Linked DNA regions of Homo sapiens: region 2 is linked to region 1. The links are chromatin contacts, found by Hi-C in ENCODE. All regions are on one chromosome and are shown on one strand. The core of a region is the stretch at or near the end of the contact, and the rest is flanking DNA. Distances in the headings are between cores, read along the strand shown. Region 1 holds the start of DTNBP1 (dystrobrevin binding protein 1). Region 2 holds the start of GFOD1 (Gfo/Idh/MocA-like oxidoreductase domain containing 1).

Evidence for each region. Hi-C counts contacts between places; a loop is a spot of excess contacts on that map. Pooled maps may share reads with other maps.
Region 2: a pooled map shows a loop between it and region 1 (4-fold over the local background). The contact joins the promoter of GFOD1 here to the promoter of DTNBP1 in region 1. A Hi-C loop is called at or near these places in 4 of 50 pooled maps.

The regions. Positions count from the first base shown.
Region 1 is chr6:15,658,797-15,664,277 of GRCh38, forward strand. DTNBP1 (dystrobrevin binding protein 1) reads right to left here and starts at 4,232. Exons shown (of 10, transcript NM_032122.5): 1 at 4,018-4,232. The coding sequence starts at 4,073. RefSeq lists an enhancer at 3,439-3,488 and a silencer at 3,719-4,228.
Region 2 is chr6:13,484,351-13,489,399 of GRCh38, forward strand. GFOD1 (Gfo/Idh/MocA-like oxidoreductase domain containing 1) reads right to left here and starts at 3,250. Exons shown (of 2, transcript NM_018988.4): 1 at 2,288-3,250. The coding sequence starts at 2,540. It overlaps GFOD1-AS1 (GFOD1 antisense RNA 1), which reads left to right and starts at 1,911. Exons shown (of 2, transcript NR_046709.1): 1 at 1,911-2,103; 2 at 2,331-2,421. RefSeq lists silencers at 2,438-2,601, 2,742-3,221, 3,242-3,621, 4,002-4,111 and enhancers at 2,502-2,611, 4,172-4,301.

The sequences.
Region 1 (5,481 bases), core at 2,982-5,481:
CTCCAAAAGGCTCCAAGAATTCTGACTCAGTTAAATCAAATTACAACTCACTTTAGGTGAGGGGAAAAGATCTTTGAGTGAAGCTCAGAACCAATCCTCTTCAGTCTGTGGCCTAAGGCTGGCCCACCACCCAATTAAGGCAGGAAGAATGTGATGTAATCACTAGTTTTTCTCAAGGTTGACATAATTGTTACTACGCATAAAAATTTACAAAAAAGGCCATAAGTCCATGGACAACCTAGAGCTCCCCCCAAACCACCAGTAATCTCTACACTGCCCTTAAAGAACAATGGTCTTAAGCTGCACTTTTTCAAAGTTTGAATGGAATGTAGAAATTTATTCTTATTGGACATGGTTTCATCACCAAAGTGACATTCTGAGACTGATAAGGAATCGTTCTATTTTACTAAAAATGAAAAAAAGTAAATTTATCTAGAGTTAGGGCCTTCATATGAGTTTTCAGAAAGTGAAAATGATCACAGAAGCTCCGAAGAGAGGATGCTGCTCTGGGCGACAGCGGGAGCTGCACTGGCTGCACTGAAGGAGCCCAGAAATGCCTGAGGCCTTCCATTCCATCCCTGGGGCAGCCTGCACACCCGGTGTTTCCAATTATTTTAGAAGGCAGCTGCTCTGGCTTCCACACAATTGCTCTGCCACCAAGTGTTCTACAGAAACGCCAGGTCCAATGTGATAGCTCTGGGTGGCCAGGGCCATGTTTTTTCATTTTTTCTTTCTTTTTTAAGAGATGGGGTTTCTTTCTTTTTTTTTTTTTTTGAGACGGAGTCTCCCTCTGTCACCCAGTCTGGAGTGCAGTGGTGTGATCTCGGCTCACTGCAACCTCCACCTCCTGGATTCAAGAGATTCTTCTGCCTCAGCCTTCCAAGTAGCTGGAATTACAGACGCACGCCACCATGGCCAGCTAATTTTTGTATTTTTTAGTGGAGACGGGGTTTCACCACGTTGGCCAAGCTGGTCTTGAACTCCTGACCTCATGATCCGCCTGCTTCGGGCTCCCAAAGTGCTGGGATTACAGGTGTGAGCCACCGCACCCAGCCAAAAGATGGGGTTTCTTTGTGTTGCCCAGTCTTGAACTCCTGGGCTCAAGGGATCCTCCTGCCTCAGCCTCCCAAGTAGCTGGGACAACAAAATTGTTGGAAGATTCCATAAAGCTTCCCCATGTGGCCCTTTAACAGTCGTCTGTTTTAAAAATTGGTTTTTAAACAGATTTAATGTGTGAAACTTATCTGATCTGGATTTGAACAAACCAACTGTAAAAAGTCATTTCTAAGCACAAAACAAATCTGATTATGGACTGCATAATTGATAATATCAAAAAATTAGTGTTAATTTTATTATCTATGATATCAGCATTGCATTTATGTAATATGTTTCTTTTTTAGTGATGCAGCTCACGTCTCTTTCATCTTTGAATTCCACATTACCAACATATAATAAACACATGTGTGCTGTGTTTAGCGTCATCTTTTCTCCTCAAGGCAAAAATAATCAGTTATGTAAAGGAGGTTGATCTCAAGCTGAATATGGAAAAGTTTAACCGAACAGCTTAAATGTAGGAAATTGAGGACCTGAAGAAAGTGAACATCAGGCACTAGAGGTCCGGGTCTACTGGGAGACTGACATCACTTGGAGATGAGTTGTTTCTCCACCAGGTGACAGGCTAATGGCACACACTGACAGTCCAGTGGTTTGTCAGCTGAAAGTGACCTGTACAGGAGAAAGCCAACAAAAGACCTAATGAAGCCCTCTCAGGATGTCTAGCTCCAAAATGGCCCCAGACTACGGCATCTTTAAGAAGTCAAGTCAGTTTCCAAGGGGTTCTAACTAGATCCCTTTGGCATGTCTCTCCTTAACTAACTCTAAACGTTTAGGGTTACCCTGATCTCCCAGGATGGTTTGTGCCCCAGCAGTCCAGAGCCCACTCCAGAATCTACATTCCGGGGTAAAATGCCTTCTTACAAAGGTCAGGAGCATGAATGCTTCTGAGGCAACCATGTGACCTAGAGTTATAGTAACTACAAGATGGGCTCTTGTGCCATCAAGGAATTCCATGAAGTACTAACAGGAGAATAATGGCCACTCTCATGCTACAAATGGGCCATTTCAGCATCACACCAAAAAGTTTTCAATACAATAATTTACGCTCTGAAAAGAAGGTACTTTTACTAAATAGGGAGAACAAAATGCAAGCACGCAAGCACACCCATCAGTGAATGACTCCGAGCGTCCATAACTTTCTAAACACCAAACTAACAAAAATGATTGACGCATGGTAAGTGCTCAAGCGTTTGACAGTTTGTTATTCAACGCCCAATGTGCAAATAGTATTAACATTTTTGTCCATTAAGATAAAATTTTGGCTAACATCTTTCTCATTAGAAATTTAAAACGAGGCTGGGCGCAGTGACTAATACCCATAATCCCACCACTTCAGGAAGCCTAGGAGGGAGGATCTCTTGTACCCAGGAGTTGGAGGCTGCAGCGAGCTATAATAGCGCCACTGCGCTCCAGCCTGGGCAACAGAGCGAGAACTTGTCACTTTAAAAAAAAGGGGGGGAGGGTGGGCCGGGAACGGTGGCACACGCCTGTAATCCCAGCACTTTGGGAGGCCAAGGCGGGAGGATCACAAGGTCAGGAGTTCGAGACCAGCCTGGCCAATATGGTGAAACCCGTCTCTACTAAAAAATACAAAAATAAGCCGGGCGCCTCTAGTCCCAGCTACTCAGGAGGTGGAGCCAGGAGAATCGCTTGAATCCGGGAGGCGGCGGTTGCAGTGAGCCGAGATCACGCCACTGCACTCCAGTCTGGGTGACAGAGCAAGACTCCATCTCAAAAAAAAGGGGGGTGGGGGGGAGAAATTTAAAACAGTATGAGTGGAAATGTTCTCACATTCAGTGCATCCTCCAACAGGATTTGTAAGCTAAAGTTGAAAGATCCTTTTCAAAGACAGATCTTTTTCACTTTAAAGGAATGAAAAAATTAAAATTAAGCACTAAGTAACAATACTGACATGATGCTTGCTTCGTGTTTTACACATTAATTCATTAATCCTTGTAATAACCTTTTAAGTACCATCATTATCCCCATTTTACGGTAGCGGAAACAGTACATTGAGGCAAGGCAGCTGAGTAACTACGTTTGATTTAGTGGTCGAGCCAGGATGCCTAGGCAATCTGGCGCCAGAGTCTCGGCCTGTGGTTCCCAGGCGTTGGTGCCCACTGGAATCCCCTGGGGATCTTTAAAACGCCGTCTCCAGGCACTCTGGTCAACAGGTAGGGGGTGAGACCTGGGCATCAGAACTCTGAAAGGTTCCCAGGTGATTCTAAGCAAAGTTTGGGAACCGCTGGGTATTAAAAGCATTCCTAAAGTTCTGTCGCTTCTCCTGCTTAGGAGTTCCTTCGCCGAGGCGCTGAGCTCACGGCAAAGGTAGAGAAAGGACGCAACGGGGAGGGGCGGCCAGCCTTGCCAAGGGTTAGGCCGGCGAGCCGGGCGTGAAAGCCGAGACGCGGCGCGGAAGGCTGTGGCCGGAGGGTGCAGGCTGCTGCGCGGTGCGATCCGACTCGGGGAGGGTGGCTGGCCCAGCTCCAGGTGCGCACGAGCAGGTGTCTGCTGGGCCGAGGGGCGCAGGCCACTGTGCCGCGGGGGCGGAAGCGGTGAGGCGCGCTGGCTTCTCACATGACTTCCCTCCAGGGCCCAGCTGATGCTGCCGGGAAAGGACCGCAGGGTCCCACACCCCCCCCGGGCGCTCCGCTGCGCCGCCGAGCGCCTCCCGGTCCTGGGGGGTGCGCGTCACAGGCGGCCCGCAGGGACCTAAGTTACTTTGCGCCGCCCGACGCGAGGACGCCGGGAAGTTCGTTACTTTCCTCGGCGGGGCGGGGCGGGGAGGTGCGGGACAGGACGGACCCTGGACCGTGGCGCGGGGAAGGGAGCGAGGCAGGGGCATCCCAGGCGGCGGCCCGGCCCCCTCAGGTCCCTTTTCGTCGCCCACCGTATACCCACCCGGAGGTGAAATCCTGCTGCACGCTCAGCAGCCGCTCGCGAAGGGTCTCCAGCATTGCCGCCGCCGCCGGTCTCCTCTCCTCAGGCCTCGGGCTGCTGCTGCCTCTGTCGCCCCCTGGGTCCCACGCCGCCAACCCCGCGCTGTCACCGCGCGCCCCGCACTCCCACTACCGGCCCCGCCCCCGGTCTGGTCCTCGCCGCCGCGCCGCAACCCCAGCCCCTTCCGCGTTCCCGCCCCGCGCGCGCCAGGCTCGCGCAGCCGCAGTGGACTGCGCCGGGCTCGGGCTGCGGAAAAGGGGCGGGTCTTCCCCCGACCGAGAGGGCCAGTAGCTCCTCGGCTCATTCCTATCCCGCACCAGGCCTTCTCGTTTTTTTTTTTTTTTCTTTAAAATGGAAGCGGCATCGTGAAAGGATGATTTAACTCGAAGCCTCCTTTGAGGGAAGTGTTGGCTTTTACGTTTTGGAAGAGAATTGGATCTCTCTCTTCAATAGGCGATGTGCACAAATCATTGCATGGATTCTAGGTCCAGGATCTGACCCCACTGGCTTTCACCTTGAATGAGACAGTCAAATATTGAGCCTCGGTTTCTTCATTCATAAAATGGCAATAATAGTCGACTGTCTCGACATTCTTACTTTCCACTCTCTCTTTACCCCCCCAGGCTTTTGTGCCCTACACACCAAAGGTGATCGCCTTTCGCGAGTCACCAGTGACTTCCATGTTGCTGATGCCTTTTATTACTTCTCTGCCCTGATTTTTTCTCCACCTCTCAGTGGCTTTCAATGCAGTTTATCATCCCCATCCTTAAAACACTTTCTTCTCTTGCTAAGCACTCCATAGTTCCTCTCTCCCTTCCGCTCCACCCCTTCTCCTATTTTAATAGCCACTCCCAAGGCTACAGTCCAGCCTCCCCAGCTCTTCTCTCTTCTCCAGATGTGTTGTTCCATAGATGGATAGCATAGAGTCTATCCATTACCACGCTGTAAATTCTGTCAAGGAACCGATGACTCCCACAGCTCTATCTTCTGCCCTGTCCTTCCTCCCTCTCCGTCAATTCATACCAGTTGCTTACTCATGTAAGCATGTATACAACATGTATCCAAAAGGCATCTCAGACCAACATACACAAAATTGAAAATTTCATTCATTGCATGTTCACCTTTAATCTGCTCATCCTGTATTTTCCGTTTCAGTAAATGACACCACCATCCACCAATTTGCTCAAGGTAAGACACTTGAAATCACCTCTGGTTCCCCTCTTTTCCTCATTCCCCATATTAACCCATCAAATCCAATCAACTCTACTCCTGAAGTATTTCTGGAACCTCCTTCTCTTTCTATATCTTCACTATATTTATCCTGGTCGAAGGCACCATCCTCTTTCAATGGGAACACAGACAGTTCTTCCAGATTCTACTCTTTTGCCATACACACCCCTATAATCCATCCTTGACACAGCAGCC
Region 2 (5,049 bases), core at 2,000-4,499, 2.2 Mb before region 1:
CAACAGCCAGATCAGCCTGATAACTGTTTGGGGTTTTTCACTTCCTACGTTCTATGTGTTGAACCTTCAACAGTGACTGTAAAGCAAACCAAGACGACCACCCCACTGTGCACTCGCAGGGGCACCCTGCAAAAGAAGGAGTTAAAAAAAGAAAGAAGAAAGAAGCTCAAAACCTACCCTAAAAACATGAACAAAACCCTATTCTGTCATCACCATTACTAAACTAGGTCTATTATGCCTCTTATCGCTGGTTTTGAAGAGGTAACAGACATGTCTTGTTAATTAAAGTCACAGGGATATTTGAAAAATAAGAACAGAAGAAGTATCCAGAAATGTCTAATTTGTGTCACATCTCTTGAAACCAGAGCCCCCAGACACTTTCATGGCCATGGTCCCAGAGACAGCCAGAAAACAAGGTCATCCTTGTTCCCCAAATTGCCACCCTCCTGCTCTAGGTTTGCTCTGTGGGTCTGAACCCAGGACAGGAACTGCCATCTTTATGGTGGAGAAACGATGTTAACAACATGGTCTTTCAGATATGACCAGTCCTAAGCTCTCCAGTATACGCAGGGCTCATCAGGGACCAGTTTTGTACAAATTGCACTAATAGAATTATACCATAAGATCGTTATAAGATATTTGATATGCAAAGAGCCAATGTAAACAAGGGAGTTATCCACCCAACATACATGTTCCATTAAACAGAAAATAAATATTAGCATTCAGTTCAATGGCATTCAGTTCAAGGCCAAAGAAACAGGCCACAAAGGGCAGACACTTAATAAAATTAACTGACAATTAAAACTGACAATGTGGGCAGCCTCCTTAGGAATTCTATCAGATGTTGCATCTGAGTCAATAGCCAAATGGCCTGATGAAAATGCCTTTCTATGGAGAAAGAGTTTTACATTCTGTTCATAGCTCTTCGAAGACAGAATTAAAACACACGTATATTTCACCTACCCTGAATCCATACCTATTTTTAACAAATAAAACAGTCTTTCCAAGACTACATAACTTCCGGCTGGTTTCTGGATGTTGTCTCTGTTCCTTCGCAGCTCCTCCCTTCTAATCTGTTCTACTATTCGCTTCATCTGGTTATAAGCTTTGTTCTTGTTATAAGCTTTGTGTTTTTCCTCACCAATAGAAACTTCAGCTTTCAAAGGTGAGCTGCTCATTTTCTTGGAATTGTAAGATCAAGCAACCTTCCTGGGATTGTTTTAGGTTACGTGCAAGAACTGATGATGAACAAAACATGCCCTTCTCTTTCCCCTGAGCATAGGCTGAGAGGCTGCTACTCTGTCCTCAGAGATTGTTCAGACTGCCTGGGAGTTGAGGGGAGCAGGGACCAGATGGTGAGGCACCCTGAACTCATCTCCAGCCCACGGGTCAACACTGTGCCTTCCGAAACTATTCCTGAAGGCGATTAGGGAGGGCCTTTTCTCATGCAAAGCATCCATGCCTCTGGAGCTACTGCGCCCATCCTCCTAAAAATTTAAAATCTATTACTCCAAATTGGGGCAGAAGACATTTCCCGGGAGGCTGCAGTCAAAAGTTAAAACCCCCTGGTTTTACCAAATCAGTCTTTACTAACCTATGACGCCTCTGAAAACATTCTAATACATCATCACCCCCATCCAACCACTCCCACCGTCCTTGCCTCCAGCGCAGACGAAATAATTCCAGCCGATGGTAACATCTGCAATCTCACGCTAAACTAACTCACAGCAGAAAGAAACAAACGACCCTAGCAGGGCGCCACCGCTGCTGAAGGGCAGGTCCTCTATCGCACCCAAGAAAACCCGACACACGTGTGCGGCCTTTTATTCAGGCGTTTCTGGGCGCGCACTCGCCTCTCCCAGGCGCGCGCGCGCACAACCCTCCTCCACCCCCCCATCCCCCCCCCCCACACACACACACTTGGACACTACACACACAGCTGAGGAGTAACTTTCCTCTTCTCGCGGAGCACCCTATCCCCTATTATCGGCATCTGATCTTCCTAGTTCGGATCCCCGGAACACACGCCTTCTCCAGCCTGCAATCTACACACGTGGGGAAGCGCGTCCAAGTGGTGCCAGGAGGCAGGAGGGAAGCGCAAAGGTGGGGAAGGCCGGGGACGAGGAAGGAGGGAGCTCTGAGTCGGATCTGGGATCTCAGATCCCCGGGGCAGCGTAGATGCAGGGTAAGCTTCTGGGATGCGGAGAGGGAAAGGCAGGGGGGAAGGAACCTAGAGAAGGTTAAAGGGCGGGGGTGGGACGGAGGATGCGGGGTAGGGGTCGCTCACCTAGGGTTTTGACAGCGATCTGTCTGGTGAGGGGCGGCGGCAGGTTAATGCACACCAAGTCCACGTCCTGATGCAGCAGCACCTCATCAATGCGGCTAGTGTAGAAGGGGACACTCATCTCCTTGGCCAGCTCCTCCGCTTCTTCCTGCGTGCGGCCCCACAGCGCCTTCACCGCGAAGCCCTCGTCTTTCAGCAGCGGGATGATGACACGGGCCGTGAGGCTGGTGCCGAACACGCCCACCCCGGGAAGCATGGCTGCTCAGAGCCGCCTGGTTCTGCTTCTGCTCGGATCTCCAGTCCAACGCGCGCACACACCCACCTCTAGCCAGTCCTGCACCCCGCTCCTGTAGCCAATCTAGCCGCGGTGCGCCAGCCGCCGTGCACCGGGCAAGGCGCCCGGGTGCCCAGAGCGCACCGAGCTGCAGGCGGAGCAAGCTCGGGGCGCCTCAGAACGGTGACTGCGGCAGTGTCCGCCACGCGGGGCTCGCGTCCTTCCCGGAGTCGGCGGCAGGGACCCCCCCAGGGCGCCGGAGGCTTCGAAGCCCCCTGGAGCCCCGGCTCAGGCTGCGCTCCCGCGGCAGCGCCAGTCCGCTGCGTGCGCCCCGCCAAGGCCGCTCCATGGCCGGCTCATCCCCGCGGCCGCGCCGCCGCAGCCCGGGACCGGCTCTCTCCCGCGTCGTTTGCGCAGCCGGCGAATCGCACAGACAAACGTCTACACCCTGCCAGAGCACGGAACCGCTCCGCGGGGGAGTCTCCTTTCTTCCTAGCTCTCCGTTGGGAATGAAATAATCCCGCGGCCGCCAGGAGGCCGGCTAAGGATGCGGCCCGGAGCGCGCCGGACTGGGATCCCGAGCTGCAGCGCGGCAGCGGCGGCCACGACCCGGCGCCAGCCTCCTCATTCTGCTGCCATGTTCGCTCGCCTCGCGGCTCGGGCGGCCTCGGCCCCAGGCCGGCTCAGGCTCTGGGATCCCGCGGGGACGAGGGCGGAGTTGGCGAGTTTGGCTGTCAGCGGCCGGTGTTCCTGCACCGCCCTCGCTGCAGCGCCGCGCGCCATTGGCCGCCGCGCGCCGCCCCCGCCCCCGCCGCCGCCAGCTCCGGGTGCGCGCTGCGCCCGGGCCCCGGGAGCCCAGCCCGGCTCCTCCCCGGCCCCGCCCAGGCCGCCTCGCCCGCCTCCTGCCCCTCCGCTTCTTCCCTTTCTTTGCCCTCACCATCTCCTTCTCTTCCCTGCTTCACTCCAAACCCCGCCCCAACCAAGCAAATACATCTATCTAGGCAGGACGCGCCCTAATAGGTTAGTCGCCTGTCCCTTGGAAGAGAGCAGTGGGCGCCTTGGCCTGGGGTAGGTGAGGGGACCCGGCGAGGTGCGAACAGCCGATAATAATAACCTCGGCTCCCGGAGCGTTTCTTGCGTGCTGAGCATCATACTAACGCCTTTCCAGGTATTGTCCCTTTTAGTCCTCGCAGCAACCTAAGGTTATTGTAAACCCATTTTACCAGTGATGTGAATGAGCCGCAATGAAGGCTAAGGGACTTGCGCAAGGTGACATATATAAGCAACAGGCCTGCGATTGGAATCCAGGCCCCAGAGTCTGGGCACGGAACCGCAGACTTCTACGGTCTCCTTCCAAGCTAGCCTGCTCCAATCGCGCGCCCCCGCTCCGGCCGCGCACGCACGGTTCAGCCGCCTTCTTCCAAGACAGTCCAGTCTTGGCGGGCTCCCATCTGCCTCCCACCTCCCCCGCCCCTAGGCCCATGCCCGCCCCCGCGTAGACGCTGTGGTGTGTACGGCCGCAGCGGGGCAGGGGGTCTCCGAGGCCGCTGCGGCACGTGCGTCTCGTGTCTAGTTTCGAGACGGATACGTCGCCCTGGCCACATGCCACGCCCGCCTCTTGCTTCGGCTCCTGTTGCCGTCGCCACTTACCGCAGCCTTTACTTCTCCCAGCTTGCCCCCACCTCCACCACCCTGCACCCTTCCCAGGCCCTCGAGGGGGCACTGAGGAGGACTGGCCAAGGCTGGCCCCGCACCTCTGGAGCCATGGGGACTCTGCGTCTGTCTGGTTTTCCGCCATATCCTTGGCACCTGGCACACTGCCTTGCCCTGTATGTAGTAGGCGCTCAATAAACATTTGCTAAATAAATGTATGCATATTCATCGAATGCCCGCTTCGCACCCATTTGGTGCCGGGAGAGGGGACTAAAAAGTGAAAGGCACGTCTTCTAGCTGAAGGTCTCTGGAGAGGTCATGGGTCAGGTCATGTTCATCTCCTGTCTTCAGCACTGGGCTCAATGTAGCACATGGTCTGCCGCAACACGAGTGGAAAACGTGATACTTGCAAGAGTTTAAAACAACTTGTAACAACTGGCAGTGAGGCGGGGCGCGTGGAGAGAGCAGGATACCAAAAAAGCTGTGTGTGGCAATGCGGGGTGGAGGCTGACCTAGGGCATTAGAAGAAAGGCACAAAGGACACAGTGCTGGGTGGCTGGCAGCAGCCTGGGGAGGACTGAGAGACAAAGAGGGGTGTTGCCCTCAATACTAACAGGCTTCTTTTGAGCAGGGGTTTTGTAAGAACCAAGGCAGGAACGCCTATCTGGGCACAGGGGCAGGCAGTGGTGTCAGACCCAAGGGGCTGGATACATCACAGGCTTGTCACATGTCAGAGATGGCCAGGCTTTCAGGGAGCAGAGGATGTGCAGTAGTGGTCGGAGCACAGCTAGAGCCACTGGCGTTGACTTCTGGCTCTGCCATTTACTAGCTGTGGGAC